2 separate regions of the Homo sapiens genome follow, and region 2 is linked to region 1. The links are chromatin loops, found by intact Hi-C in ENCODE. Cell type or tissue: GM12878. All regions are shown on one strand.

What was found. Peaks named below come from ENCODE experiments on the same cell type or tissue, not always from the same donor. Only the 100,000 strongest peaks of a DNase experiment are listed, where the experiment ranks them.
Region 2: a loop joins it to region 1, with 2.9 times the contacts of the local background. A loop is called at or near these places in 6 of 110 quality-filtered maps.

What each region holds. Positions count from the first base shown.
Region 1 is chrX:120,025,559-120,033,558 of GRCh38, reverse strand. No RefSeq gene overlaps it. Among named protein-coding and RNA genes, the nearest start is that of RHOXF1-AS1, 6.7 kb to the left of the region's middle. In GM12878, a CTCF peak has its summit at 4,026 (motif pointing left); no DNase peak of the experiment used is centred here.
Region 2 is chrX:120,201,816-120,209,815 of GRCh38, reverse strand. It overlaps the pseudogene SFR1P1. Among named protein-coding and RNA genes, the nearest start is that of ZBTB33, 45 kb to the left of the region's middle. In GM12878, no CTCF peak of the experiment used is centred here; no DNase peak of the experiment used is centred here.

The DNA.
Region 1 (8,000 bases):
TCTCCTTCTCTGCCACACCACTCTTCTGTTCCTCTGCTCTTCTGCTTGTCTGCTCATCTGCTTGTGGATCCTGGGGTTTGGAGTTTATACAGGTACAGGATACAGGGGCGTGGCAGGCCAAAAGGCAGCATTTGGGCACAAAAACAGGAACGCTTGTTCCCATTTAGGGCCACGGGTTTCCAGACTTGAGGGTGGGGCCTTTGCTGGGAAACCACCCTCTTCTACCCAGTATTTCCCTGTCTCCTGTCTGTATCAATATTACATTTTACTATAAGCAGCAAGGAGAAACCAGGTTATGAAGATAAGCTATCAATTTACATTGTCAGGGTAAAATTCAACAGAACCATTTTAGGGTAAAGATCTTGGGGTTCACAAAGAAAAATCTTAAGGATTTTGCCTGTAAATTTCTGCCAAATATCCAAGTTCATCACTTTCAAGTTCTGCTTTCCATGTGACTGAAGAACATAGTTCAGCCAAGTTTTCTGTCACTGTATAACAAGCATTGCCTTTCCTCCCATTTTCAGTAACATTTTCTTCATTTCTTTCCAAGACCTCTATACAATCAACTTTAATATTCCTATTTCTAACAACAGTCTCTTCAGGGCAATTTAGGTTTTTTTCTATCACGCTTCTCAAAAATTTTTCTAGTCTCTATCCATGGCCTAATTCCAAAGCCAATTCCACATTTTAGGTCTTTAGTACAGCAACATCCCACTTCTAGTTTCAAAATCTGTATTAGTCAGGGTTCTTTCAGAAAAAAAAAAAAAAAAAAACCAACAGGGTATATATGTATTTGATTTGTTTCAAGGAATTGCCTTAGATGATTGTGGGGTCCAGCTAGGTAAGTCCAAAATCTGTAGGGAACTTGGGAAGCCTAGAAACTCTCAGGTGGAAACTGAGGCTGCAGTCAGCAGGCAGAATTTCTTCTTCCTCTGGGCATATCAGTTTTGCTCTTAAGGCATTTCAACTGATTGGATGAGGCCCACCAAGATTATCCAAGACAGTCTCCTTTACTTAAAGCAACTGATTATAGATGTTAACCACATCTATATAATACCCTCACAGCAGCATCTAGATTAGTGTTTGAATAACTGGGTACCATCACCTAGCCAAGTTAACAAATTAAACTAACCATATCTATTCAACTAATTAAATATAGTAATACAACCAAATAAATGACATTTTTTTCCATGCAGTATTTCAAAATACTTAAGAGTAGGCAACATATTGGCCCAAGGTCAGTGGCTCTGAGGGTAGCTGGACCACATCAGTCAGAACTGCTATAAAATAAAATAAAATAAAATAAAATAAAAAATAAAAAAACCTTCTGGCTAACTGCACTTGCAAAAAATCAAGAGAAATCCAAGATACACAGCACCACTACAGTCTTCTAGCTTCAAATAGTTGTAATATGATTCACTCCTAGCAATAGAGTAAAAAGGTAAAGCTCAAGTTACAAGTTAATTGATATTTTCCATAGCATATACCATAAAGAAAGGTGAAAAATTCAGACCCTAATGCTGATTCTGACCAACTCTCATTTTCACCGGTTATTTTGCAGTCCCTCACTATTCAGCTGTGAAATTCATCTAAGGACATAAACTTAGTGTGTAATTTCTCCTCCGAAGGCAAAGTGGAAAGATATCAGAACTACACATTGACAGATTTAGTAATAGACTTAGTAATGTTGTTAATAGTCTTCTATATCCCTGACTGTCTGTAATAGAAATACAACTACTCGTTCTCTTTCTTCCTTTCCAGAGAAATGAGATCTGTGAAGCACAAAATAAAGACTAGAGGCTGTATTACATGAAGTTTGTCATGTAACAAGTCATTGCCTAATTAACATGGAGTAGTACAATAAAAGAGTATCACTCTCAGCATGAAAGCCACCTCCCTCCTTCTGTAAACCTTGCCTTGTATGATGAGGACAACATAAATCACACAGTGCAGGTGTGTTTAAAGTCAGCATCAGAACAAATGTTAAATTGGATAAAATATCAATATCAAAAATGATTTTTTCTTACTTACTAGACCCTGATGTCATCTGTGGAATTGCTGTATATACATGGAATATCACTATCTTTACAGTAGTTATACATTTTCAGATCTTCATATTATCTGGTTACAGATCTTCATATTATCTGGTTACCTTTAGCACTGAACATGCAACTCCTTATTCCAAGTGACAACTACACTCTTTTAATAAATAAATAATGGTAGCTGTTTCTGCTCTGTTGACTTACAGATTGACAAAATGACCAGAAAGAATGAGAGTTGGTCAGAATCAGCATTAGGGTCCAAATTCTTCACCTCCCTTTTCGTGGCATTTGACTATAGGAAACATCAATTAACTTGTAATAATTTGAGCTTTTACTTTTTTACTCTATTGTTAAATACCATACAGGATGAATGAATGTTGAAAGTGTGATCTCAGTTTTAAAAGTGTCCTAACTGGAATTGTAAACACTATAGGATTCAGATAAAAAACTAGAAAAAAATAAAACTTTTGTTGTATTCTAGTGAATGCTGAAGGAACAATGTTTTCGAACATACTAACATGTATAACAATATTAGCAAGTACCATTTATGAAGTATTAAGTGCTAGTCACAGTGATAGGTTTTTGATGTACATTATATCTATAATTTTAAATGCCAGTTTTTTTCCATTTCTAAATTCCATAGAATCATCTGACATTATATTAAATATAGATTATAACTGATTGGTAAAAGAAATGACATAATCATTTCAGTCCCTAACAGAAATTGCACATTATAGGTATTTGAGGATTAAATCATGAGCTAAGTACAATTAAGCACTCATCCAAATCTCTTTTGGCAGCTGATATAGTAAGAGTGTAGGCTTCTTTGGTGACCTACTCTCTACAAAATGCTTTCCATAAGTTTATTTAACTACATTTTAAATTATATAAGTAATCTATGAATGCACATTTTTGGTAAACTTTGACAATTCAAGCAGTAAAACCAAAGGCCCCTCTTCTCCTTACCCCACACCTTCAACATGCATGAACACTCATGCAATCCTAGCCCTCTCTCCTGAGGTAACCATTGTTTTCAATTTAGTATGTATCCTTGACATTTTTCCTTTGTATCCTCATACATAATCATATTACCAATACAAATATATAGTTTTTTAAAAACAGAATTTGAATCATCCTGCACATATCATTTTCATTCTTTTTTCCCAGCTTTATTAAGGTATAATCTACAAACAAAAATTGCATATATTTAAGATGTTAAACATAATGTTTTGATATACATATCAATTGTGAAATGAGTATCACCATTACACGGCAAGAAAAAGTTTCTGCACAGTCAGTAAAATCATCAACAAAATCAAAAGGCAACCTGCAGAATGGGAGAAAATATTTGTAAGTTATATATTCAAAAGGGAGCCAGTATCTAAAATATATAAAGAATTCATACAACTCAATAGCAAAAATAATAATTAAAAAAATTTAAATGGGCAGAGGACCTGAGTAGACATTTTTCCAAAGACATACAGATGGCCAACAGGTATACGAAAAGGTGCTCAACATCACTAATCTTCAGGGATATGCAAATCAAAACCACAATGCAACATCATCTCACCCCCATTCGAATGGCTATTATTTAAAAAATCAAATGATAACAAGTGTTGGTGAGGGTGTGGAGAAATGGGAATTCTTGTACATTTTCAATAGGAATGTAAATAAGTACAGCTATTATAGAAAACAGCTTGGAGGTTTCTCAAAAATTTTAAATAAGAAGCTTACCATATGATCCAGCAATTCCATTTCTGGGTATTTATTCAAAGGAAATGAAATTGGTACATCAAAGAGATACCTGGCTATTTCTAAATTATTATTTAACAAAACGTCTTGGAGTTCTTTTCACATCAGTAAATATAAGGCTACCATCAGTGGTTCTCAACTAAGGACTAGTTTGCTACCCCCTCAGCATTTGGCAATCTAGTGGCATTTTGGTTGAGACAGCTGCGGTGAGAGAGTGCTACTGACACCTACTGATAGAGACCTGCGATAGGGCTAAACATTTTACAACACACAAGTCAGCCACCCACAACTAAGAACTATACAATCTAAAATATCAGTTTCACAAACCCTAGTCTATATCATTATTTTACTGTAGTATGGTATTCCATAGTTGTTTCATAAGGAAAGAACTATGAATTAGTTTATTCTCCTATTAGTTTATTCTCCATAGGTCATTCTGTTAGTGAACACTTGGGATGTTTCCTTTTTTTTTTAATCAAAAGGAAACTTTATTTAGTCATCTTCTCAAAGCAATCTAGTTTAAAAACAAGTTGAGATTAAGACAGAAAAAAGAACACGAAGTCTAAGAGAATCAGACAGATGGACGGGAGAAAGAGGGTGGGCAGGAGGGCCGCCCTAGGATTCCTTTTTTAAGTTACAATTTATTTTATTTTTAATATTAATTTGTGTTGAAATTTTTTAATTGACAAATAACAGTTGTATATATTTATGGGGTAAAATGTGATGTTTTGATACATGTATATATTGTAGAAAGAATAAATCAATCTAATGAATATATCCATTACTTCACCTACTTATTTTTTGTGATGAGAATGTTTAAAATATACTCTTACCAATTCTGAAACATACAACACATTATTATTAGCTGTGGTCATCATGCTGTGCAATAAATTTCTAAAACATTCTTCCTGTCTAACTGAAACTTTCCAATTCTGCTGCAATAAATATAGTACATGCCTTGTTTAGGCATATATGTGAGTAGTTCTGTAGGATACTACTCAGGAGTGGAATGGCTAAGGGAAAGCAAAGTTCTTTTACTTATTTTTGCAAAGTGCTTTAAAAAATCTTTAAATGTATAAATGTTGATAGGTACCACCAAATTGCTTTTCAACATCACATACACAGTAGTGTAGGAAGGTCCCAATTTTTCCACATCCTTACCAACACTGGGTATTATCTGTCTTTCTTATTATAGCCATCTAGTGGATATGAAATGGCACTTCATTGTGCTTTTAACTTGTATTTCCCTTATGGCTAATGATACTGAACAGGTTTTCTTGTGCTTATTGTGCATCTGTATACTTTCTGTAGAGAACTGTCTATTCAGATCCTTTGCCCCCTTTTTAACTGGATTGTCTTTTTATTATCAAGTTTAAGCATTCTTTACATATTCTAGATATATTTTATCAGATGTGTGATTTGCAAAATTGTTCTCCAACTCTGTGGTTTGCCTCCTCACTTTTTGCCAATAGTGTCCATCGAGGCACACAAGTTTTAAATTTTGATGATGTCCAGTTTATCTATCTTTCTTCTGTGCTTGTGCTTTTGGTGTCATATCTAAGAATCCATTGACTATAGAAAGGTCATGAATTTTGCATCTATATTTTCTTCTAAGAGTTTTATAGTTTTAGCTCTTAAAGTTTTTATTCCTTTTGAATTAATTTTTGTATATGGTGTTATACAGGGTCCAACTTCATTCTTTTGCATGTGGATATCCAGTTTTCCCAGAACCATTTCTTAAAAAGATTATTTTTCCCCATTGAATGGCTTTAATGCCCATGTTGAAAATCAATTACCCATACATATATGAGTGTATTCCTGGACTCTAAATTCTATTCCATTGGTCTATATGCTTATCCTTATGGTAGTATCCCATTGTTTTGATTACTGTAGCTCTGTAGTGTGTTTTAAGATCAGGAAGTGTGAGTCTTCTAAATGTTTAACTTTTTCAAGATTATTTTGGCAATTCTTGGTCACTTCAGTGTTCAAGTACATTTTAGGATCAGCTTGTCAATTTCCAAATGACGTTAGCTGGGATTTTGAGAGATTTCACTGAATCAATCTGGGGAGTAGATCAAATTAAACAGTATTGCCATCTTAACACTATCAGGTCTTTTAATACATGAACATGGGATATCTTTTTATTTATTTCAGCATATTTGTGTCTCTGTGACAACTCTCATGTTTTCTGTCCTGCTGCTGTTGGCAAAAATGGTTCACCAATCAGGGAGGCCAATACTTTCCCCAGGTGGGCTTTCTTGTGTGCGATCAGCTGCAGTGTTTTAGATAAAGACTGTCACAAGAAAAGGGACACTGTAGGCTGGGCGCAGTGGCTCACACCTGTAATCCCAGCACTTTGGGAGGCTGAGAAAGGCGGATCACCTGAGGTCGAGAGTTTGAGACCAGCCTGACCAACATGGAGAAACCCCCTCTCTACTAAAAATACAAAATTAGCTGGGCGTGGTGGTGCATGCCTGTAATCCCAGCTACTTGGGAGACTGAGGCAGGAGAATCGCTTGAACCTGGGAGGCAGAGGTTGCGGTGAGCCAAAATCGCACCATTGCACTCCAGCCTGGGCAACAAGAGTGAAATTCCTTCTGAAAAAAAAAAATGAAATCAAAAGGGACACTGTATTTTAATAAAGTTGAAATTAAAATAAAAAAATAAATAAGTCCAGAGATAGGTTAAACACTGGAGCTGGTTAATTCAGAGGCTCGGTCATGGGGTTAAGGGAGCATCCTTCTATTCTGCTTTGCCATCCTTCAGGCATCAGCAGGATGTCCTCCATCCTGCCTCCCAGGCTTCAAAATATACACGGGAATATCCAGAGGGAGCAGAGACACTCTGTTCCTAAGTGTCTCTCTCAGGATTGAGGGGAATTTGACAGGGACCCCTCCTCTTCTCCCACTCTCTTACTTCCAGTGCCCCTCTTGCCCCCTCCCCTGACACCACACCATCCCATCCTATACCATGGACAAGAACTGCATCATTCACCCACGGGTAAACCTGTCTCTGGCATCTAGCATGGGAACACCTTGCTTGTTTCAGTTTGATCATGACTTCCCTTGTGAGGACAGACATTGTAACTGACATTCTAGAGTCAATATGGTTGTCTTTTCAGCCCAGCAACTGAGCATTGAAAGGAAAGCTGGACCACAGAACAGCGGACCATTTATCATGTCAGGAAGTCATGATTTTGTCACTTCCTCCGAGCCACACACTGAGAGGATCATTAGCTTCTTTCTAAGGACAAGGGTCTTAGAATGATTCCAGGGGCCTCATTAAGCACATTTCACCTCAGAGATAAATCTGAAATACTCAAAGAACATTATTAGAAAAGCCAAGGTCACACAGCAGGCAGTGAGGCCAGGATGGTCACCCAATCACTATGGCTCCACCATCCATGCAAGGTAGTGAGAGGTGACAGCGTACTGGCAGCCCCTGCAGCCTTCGCTCCCTCTCGGCGCCTCCTCGGCCTCGGCGCCCACTCTGGCCACGCTTGAGGAGCCCTTCAGCCTGCCACTGCACTGTGGGAGCCCCTTTCTGGGCTGGCCGAGGCTGGAGCCGGCTCCCTCAGCTTGCCTGGAGGTGTGGAGGGAGATGCGCGGGCAGGAACCGGGGCTGCGTAAGGCGCTTGCGGGCCAGCGCGAGTTCCGGGTGGGCGTGGGCTCAACCTGCCCCGCACTCAGAGCGGCCGGCCAGCGCCACTGGCCCCGGGCAGTGACGGGCTTAGCACCCGGGCCAGCAGCTGTGGAGGGTGCGCCGGGTCCCCTAGCAGCGCCGGCCCGCCGGCGCTGCACTCGAATTTTCGCAGGACCTCTCGAATTTTCGCAGGACCTCAGCTGCCTCCCCGCGGGGCAGGGCTCAGGACCTGCAGCCTGCCATGCCTGAGCCCCCCTCCACCGTGGGCTCCTGTGCGGCCCGAGCCTCCCCGACGAGCGCCGCCTCCTGCTCCACAGCACCCAGTCCCATCCACCGCCCAAGGGATGAGGAGTGCAGGCACACGGCGCGGGACTGGTGGGCAGCTCCACCTGCCGCCCAGGTGCGGGATCCACTGGGTGAAGCCAGCTGGGCCCTGAGTCTAGTGGGGACTTGGAGAACCTTTATGTCTAGCTAAGGGATTGTAAATACACCAATCAGCACCCTGTGTCTGGCTCAAGGTTTGTGAATGCACCAATCAGTGCTCTGTGTGTAGCTAATCTAGTG
Region 2 (8,000 bases), 180 kb before region 1:
GTACAAAGAAATAAAGTGGACTAAGATCTGGATTTGATGTTTTATAAGTTTCTGATGAATTAAAATAGCATTTTAAAAGCAGGAGTCATATTCAAGGAACTGCAGAGAAAATGGGAGGAAGAAAAATACTTTTGCAATAAACTTAGGGTGCCATTTAAAGAAGTTTGACATCAAAAAGAAAGCGAGGGTAATAGATGGGTTACTTAAGTGTCATATACAAATCTCTTCCTTTTTTTTTCAAAATTGAATTTTTTTGTAATGTCTATAATCCTGTGTCTGATTTGCAAATTTGGATGTAAAATAAGAATCACTTGAACATAGTTGCAGAGTTTGATCAGAGAAGCAGAGTGAAAAGCAATAAGGGATGATTACAGGAATCAGACCATATGCAATTGTGGGAGCAGGGTGTCAGGTCCTGGGGTCCGGGTCCAACCCATGCTGAAGTCCGGAGGGAGTGGGTGGATGAGCAGAAAGAACATTCGGGGGGCTGTAGGCAGGTGAATATGGTTTTATTCAGCAGCAGCTTTTTTTTATTTTATTTTATTTATTTATTTTTTTTTTTTGAGACGGAGTCTCGGTCTGTCTCCCAGGCTGGAGTGCAGTAGCGCGATCTCGGCTCACTGCAAGCTCCGCCTCCCAGGTTCACACCATTCTCCTGCCTCAGCCTCCCGAGTAGCTGGGACTACAGGCGCATGCCACCTCGCCCAGCTAATTTTCTGTATTTTTAGTAGAGACGGGGTTTCACCTTGTTAGCCGGGATGGTCTCGATCTCCTGACCTCGTGATCCGCTGGCCTCGGCCTCCCAAAGTGCTGAGATTACAGGCGTGAGCCACTGCGCCCGGCCAGCAGCAGCTTTTATGAACAGCTTTCTCACACTGGCTCTCTCACACTGGCCACCCTGTCTTGGCTGCTTGAGCCAGCGGCTCCCACACACAGCTGTGCAGCCAGTTCTCCCTTGCCTTCAGGGTCAGCAGCTTAACTCTTTTTCTCTCTGGGCATGAGCAAGCCAAGCTGTGTCCTGGCTCCCTCTTGTCCATCTGCAAGACTGACAGTTTTGGCTCTCTCTCTTTCTCTGGGCACCAGCGCACCCACTACCATGTTAACCCATGTTGAGCCGAGCTGAGCCCCAACAGCCCTGTACAGCATTAGCAGGGCAAATATACCTTTATACCAAGTATAGAGCCAAGTGTGAACTTACACAAACAGGTTATATAACAAGCAGAGGTGTGCACCTGCATGCCAAACTCACTGAGTCATGCAGGCCTGGATATCCACCTCGGCTTATTCCTTGACCAAAGCACATCCATGTACCTTACACTCCACCCCCTAGGCTGAGGGAGACTTAGGTCTTGGGCACACAGGTTTGATACTCAAGTTTTGCACACAGGCCTGACATATAAACTTTGGGCACGCAGGCCTGATATATACACAGGCTTGACACATAAGCCTGACACACAAGCTTTGGGCATGCAGGCCCAATACATACACAAGCTTTTGGGCACTCTAGCCCGTTACATACATAAGCTTTGATAAACTGCCCAGCTATTGGCGCAGATTACCATAGGTTGTCACATCCTTGGTGATTACCATTCACACTGCCCTGAGTTTAGCTTATTAGCTGCTTTGCCCACACCTGGTTTCAAACCATATGGTGTTAGTACTAGGCTGGACCGCACCAGCAGTCCAGGCAGCAGTAGCACCCCAGCTAGACCTAGCTGTGTGCCATGCCCTATCAGGAATGAGGGGATGCCCTTCCTAATGATGAAGTCTCAGGGTTTAGGAGTGCCTCAGGCCCCATGGCCTTATCTTGCATTAGGACTACAGGTCCCAAGACCTCTTGCAACTTTGCTGCTAAGGGATTTGTACTTACTTAGCATACTTCACTGTTTCAAGTCGGTACCCCACTTCGCTAAAGTTGATGTCTGTGCTGCCTCTGTCCAGGGGGTCATTACCCATGAATGCACCCATCCCACTATTAATAACTGCTTCTCTATTAGTAAGCACTGGAGCTCAGCTCCCTTCCACAGTTGGGACTAACAGCCCACTGGTGCTTCCAAGTGCTCCATGCACTGCTATAGGCCCTAGCCAAAATTATCTGTGGTTACATGCACATTCAGTGTAAATGAGCACCCTGGTTTACTACCCAGAAAGGCTGTCTCAGCCTCATCACCCCAATCCCAGGCAAGAGGGACACTGCCACTTTTAAACCTGCAAGAGAATCAGAGGTTAACATAACATTATTAACAAAACCACAACATATGGTGGGGCTATACAGTAGCCCTGCAGCAACACTGTGAAAGTCCATTGTCGCTGTCCCATGAAGGCAAACTCTTCCTGGCTCTCTGGAGCATTGTCGATTGACAAGAATGCATTAGCCAAGTCCACCACACAGTGGCACTGCCAAGTTCCATTGTCAAGTGGTCTATTAAGTCTGTGATAGATGGCACAGCTGCCAAGCCATGCAAAACATCTACCCCAGAATGTCTTCAGGTATGGATGGAGAGACATACACAGCACATAAGCAGAGAGCCAAGCAGTCGATGCCAAGATGCAGAGATACAGGTTTCACTTTCACTGACCAGTCTTCATAGTTGTCAATAAATGCAGCTCTGCCTGGAAACTTATCCAGGTTCAGGGACCAGTGGATTGCGAAGTCCAAATGTGGCTCCCGTTGTCCAGTGCCCTCCAAGCTGGGCATCTCGGCCAGTTCTCTTATCAAACAGAAGAGGCTTTACACTTCCACCAACTGCAGCAGGTACTCTTTGAACTGGAATGCTCGAGCAGGACTGGGTTGCGCAGCAAGGTCCTTCTCCCAAATGGCTTGCACTAAGTCTGTGCATGACTGCCGACATTACTTGCTTAACTCCCTCAACTCAGCAGGGACACAGGCACCAAAGGAAGGGTGCTCCACCACAGCAGGGGGTCTCTGGGCCTACTCGTGGGGCCCAGTAGCTGCTCATGATCTATTTTGTGGTGGATCACTGGGCAAGCCTGCCATGGAGGTTCTTCCTCCTCACTGCACTGAGTTCCACAAGGACTGGGCATGAACTTCCCACAGCACAGTTACAAACGCTCATCTGACTCTGCCAGCAAAGGCATGCTTCTTCTCAGTGCTGTGCACTTCCAGGTGCTTCAGTGCCTTCTCCATACTCACAGGAGACCCACCCACTGCCTCCCATGTTTCCACTGGAGCCCATCTTCGCAGCACAGCTGCCACCGGGTATCACAGCCCATGCTGTGGCCACAAAGCCAACCTGGGAGCCCTCAGGGACTGGGGCCAACTCACCTCATCCCATTCTCATCACCAGTTGTCAGGTCCCGGGGTCCGGGTCCAGCCCATGCTGAAGTCCAGAGGGAGTTGGTGGATGAGCAGAAAGAACACTCGGGGCTGAAGGCAGGTGAATGTGGTTTTATTCAGCAGCAGCTTTTATTAACAGCTTTCTCACACTAGCTCTCTCACACTGTTTGCCCTGTCGCAGCTGCTTGAGCCAGTGGCTCCCACAAACAGCTGTGCATCTGGCTCTTCCTTGCCTTCAGGGTCAGCGGCTTAACTCTTTTTCTCTCTGGGCATGAGCAAGCCAAGCTGTGTGCTGGCTCCCTCCTGTCCATCTGCAAGACGGACAGCTTTGGCTCTCTCTCTTTCTTTCTCTGGGCACCAGCGTGCCCACCATGTTAAGCCATGTGGAGCTAACCAGAGTCCCAAGAGCCCCTGTAGAACGTTAGCAGGGCAGTTATACCTTTTACAGACAATAGTGGCTTAGAGCGAAGTATAAACTTACACAAACAGGTTATATAACAAGTGGAGGTGTGTGCCTGCATGCCAAACTCACTGAGTCATGCAGGCCTGGATATCCACCTTGGCCTATTCCTTGACCAAGGAACATCCATGTACCTTACACAGAGGAAGAAGTCTATAGAAGGCTATTGTCTCTGCACTTATAGCAGCCTGAGGTCACTGTAGATATTCAGGGCCCACAGTTGGGAAGAAGAGGTGTATGTGGTGTGGGGGAAAGCAAGGACAAACTGGAACCTGCAAGGATTAACTTGAATCCCTAGGACAAACTAAATCCCATGAAGACTTACTGGAACCTGCATCTGTCTCTTATTGCCTCCAACCTAAAGAAAGAGCTGGCATCCATAGTCGTGGAAGTGCACACAAACCTGACTTAGGACTTGGAGAAGTTGAAGAAGGAGATCTTGTCAGAGTTGGAGTTGCTGCAGGTCCTGTTGCTGCCCCACACCAACGAGGTGTGCCAGTTGATCAGTGCCAGTGTATGGCAGTGGTAATAGTGCCTGTCCTACCAAACTTCAGAATATAGTATCTATTGCTTCACTCCCACTTCCCAAGCCCTGCCCAAATTTTTCTCCTGGTCCACTCTAACTCAGAACCACATTGGGAAGGCAATTCCAGGAAACTATGTTTCTAGCTTAGCTAAGTTGGCAAAGCCACTTCAACAACCGTGAGACAAATACAGACTGGTAGAATGTGACTGGCCACTATTAGAGAAAAGGATAACACACAGTAGAGAAAAAAAAAAAGAATCCCAAACCAAAAAACGTATGGGTCATTCTGCACATCAGTTATAGACAAGGACTTCTCAGTGTTTGGTGCTCACATTCAACCAAAGCTGTGTCCAAGAAGGACTCATTTAACCAGTATCATCCACCCCAACAATCCTGAGTGTCTATGTCCACAATGTTCAGTAGAGCAGAAGAGGAAGAAACAGTAAGCATGGAGTTACTGGCAGCATTTTGGAATGCTTCTGGTCACCGTGAATTTTGGTCACTGACCCCTGACTTCCGAGATAAGCCATACAACACTGAACCTTCCACCCAGCTTTTCAAAGGGGGTGAGTGTTCCCTTATTTTTAAAGCAACTATTGGTGAAATAAAGGTGACACATAAATTAGATTCACTGTATAGGCTTTGGTAAAAGTCGTGATGTGTTTCCAAAGCTTCAGATAGAAATGAATCCCAGTGTGACAATGGATATCTTTTCAGTTTAAAAGCAAAGTCTCAGAGGTGAAAACTTCAGCTTCTGTGCTCTTTCCCACCCCTCTGAGGAATATGAAATAGCTGGGGGCCCATGGATAAAACAGAAAAGCAGTGGAGAATAGCTTGAAGGCACCGGGAGGCTGGATAGATGACTGTAAAGATATTCTGCTGATTTTATGGGGTAAGCCATGCTTTGAGCATTTTCCAAAGGGGAAAGAAAGGTGAGCAACTTTATCACAAAACAGTTGATTTTTTACTTACAAATGAGTATGGTTTGAATATTTGCCCCCTCCAAAACTCATGTTGAAATTTAATCTCCAATGTGGCGGTATTGAGAGGTGGGGTCTTGGGGCTTTTAAGAGGTGATGGGTCATAAAGGCTCTGCCCTCATGAATCGACTAATCCATCATGGATTAATGGGTCAATAGATTAATGGGTTATCATGGGAGTGGGACTGGTGGCTTCATAAGAAGAGGAAGAGAGACCCAAGCTAGGATGCTCAGCCCCCTCACCCTGTGATGCTCTGTGCTGTCTAGGAAGTTTGCAGAGAATCCCCACCAGCTAGAGGGTCCTCACCAGATGCAGTCCCTTGACCTTGGGCTTTTTAGCCTCCATAACCATATGAAATAAATTCCTTTTCTTTATAAATTATGCAGTTTTAGATATTCTATTATAGGCAACAGAAAACAGACTAAGACAAGAATGTTTGATGAAAAGCTATGCCTTTTAAATTTTGACTGGCATTAAGTTATATAGATAGAACATAGTAACTAGCTCAACAGACCACACATGATTTAAATTTATTACTTTTCTTCTCGATAGATTAAGTTAGAAAAAAGGAAATATTAATTTAGCTACTGAAGTTTTGCATCTAAAACCTTCTTTGTAAAATTCTGGCTAGTCTCTTTTAAAGAGTAACAGAAAATCATGGGCATTATTTTGAAGAGCCAGTTTTCTTCAGCATTGTGGTAATAATAATAACTAATATTATTTAGGATTTGCTACATGCTAGGTATTAACCAACTATTTTACATGTATTATTTCATTTAATCCTTTTAACACCTCTAGGCTATCAGTATGATTATTCCCACTTGAAGATGAAGAAACTAGAGTGCAGAAAAGTTGTGATTTGTGTAAAGACACACAGTAAGTTCTAGAGCCAGAGTTCAAACCTAGTCTACATCATTGCATCCCTACAAAATTCACACTGATCAGTAGGTAGAAATCACTTCAGCAAAAGATGTCTGAACAGGAATGGTTAGTGCAGCATCTTTTATAAGGGTTTAACATTCGAAAAAGCTTATCTATCTATCTATCAGTAAGGGACTGGTTAAACTGATGAAGTTAATCTATTCAGTGGACTAGTTTTGCATCTGTTAGGAGTTATATGACAGAGATGTACAGACAGTGTGATCCAATTTTAGTAAACACATTTACCAGTATTCATATACATTAAAAAGTCTGGAAAATTATACAGCAAAAATACTAACAATGATCATTGTGAAGTGGTAGGATTCTAGGTAATTTAAAATGTGTCCCAATTTTTCCTATAATAATCATGTAATAAAGAATAGAATAAAATCTTTAAAACTCACACCACTGTTCTTTCACTGAGAAACACTGCTTCTCTTTTGAGTTGCAGACTGGAAATCAGCCCTGACTGCATTCAAGTGCTCTGTGACTTTGGACAAGTCACTTACCCTCTCTGGGTCTCCTGTTTTATATAATAAGAACGCGATTTAATTTTGCAGGTTCCTTTGTGTTCTAACATCCTTTGACTTAATGAATCTGATTCTTAGTAAAGTTCTTTTAAAAAAAGAACAAATAATGTGTGGAGGTTTAAATGTTGATAAATGGTTTCTTCACACTTTATCTGTTTTCTTCAGCATGTGAAGTTATTATTTCCATTATTCCCTTCCCGTGAGTCCTTTAAGAAGGGAAAGTTGGCTTTTTGCTCTCTCTGGGGATGGCGGAGGGAGGTACCCTGCTGAGGGGAAGGGGGATGCCTGAGACCTGGACTTCCTCGGGAGTCTGCTGTGGAGTTGAAGGAAAACCAAGATTTCATTTTCAAGATGGAAAGTCCATCAGACTCAGCTGTGGTTTTACCTAGCACTCCTCAGACCTCTGTGAATCCATCATCTCCCTATACAAATAGTTCACGAACACAACCTATGAGTGCAACACTTAGAGAAAGATTAAGGAAAGCAAGATCTTCATTTAGTTCCTGTTATAATGTGGTGAAACTTCTTAAAGTAGAGAATGAAGAAAACGATCAGACCTTTTCAGAGAAACCAGCATCTTCCACAGAGGAAAACTGTTTGGAATTTCAAGAAAGTTTTAAACACATAGACAGTGAATTTGAAGAAAATATAAATTTGAAAAATACTTTGAAGAATCAATGTCTGTGAATCTCAGTCATTTGACTCTGGGTCATGCAGTGCTCTCCAAAATGAGTTTGTGAATGAGAATCTTTCTAAACAAAGATTAAACGATGAAAAAGCCAAATTGGTGAAGCAGGTTCAGGAGAAAGAAGACCTTCTTTGGAGGCTAAAACTCATCAAACTGTATGATCAAAGAATCTGTCTCCATTACAGTTGTTAATAAAGAAGTGGAGGAGCTGTAGCCAGCTGTTGCTTTATGAGTTGCAGTCAGCTGTGTCTGAAGAGAACAAGAAACTAAGCCTTACTCAATTGATAGACTACTATGGGTTAGAAGATAAATTGCTACACTATAACAGAAGTGAAGAAGAATTCATAGATGTTTAATTCCTGATTTTTGCTCCAGAATATCTTTGCGAATGACAACTTAATTAAAAGATACTTAATCATTTTAAAGGGAAGATAGAAACCATTAGGGCTCAGAGGAAGGTATCCCAATGAACATCAATTAAGGGCACTCTAATATATAAATTATAAACCAAGTTCTAGAAGGAAAATTAGTATTTTGGATAGATTTGCCAAAGAAAGCTTGACATTTAAATCATGTTTAAAAAGTCATTTGGGCAG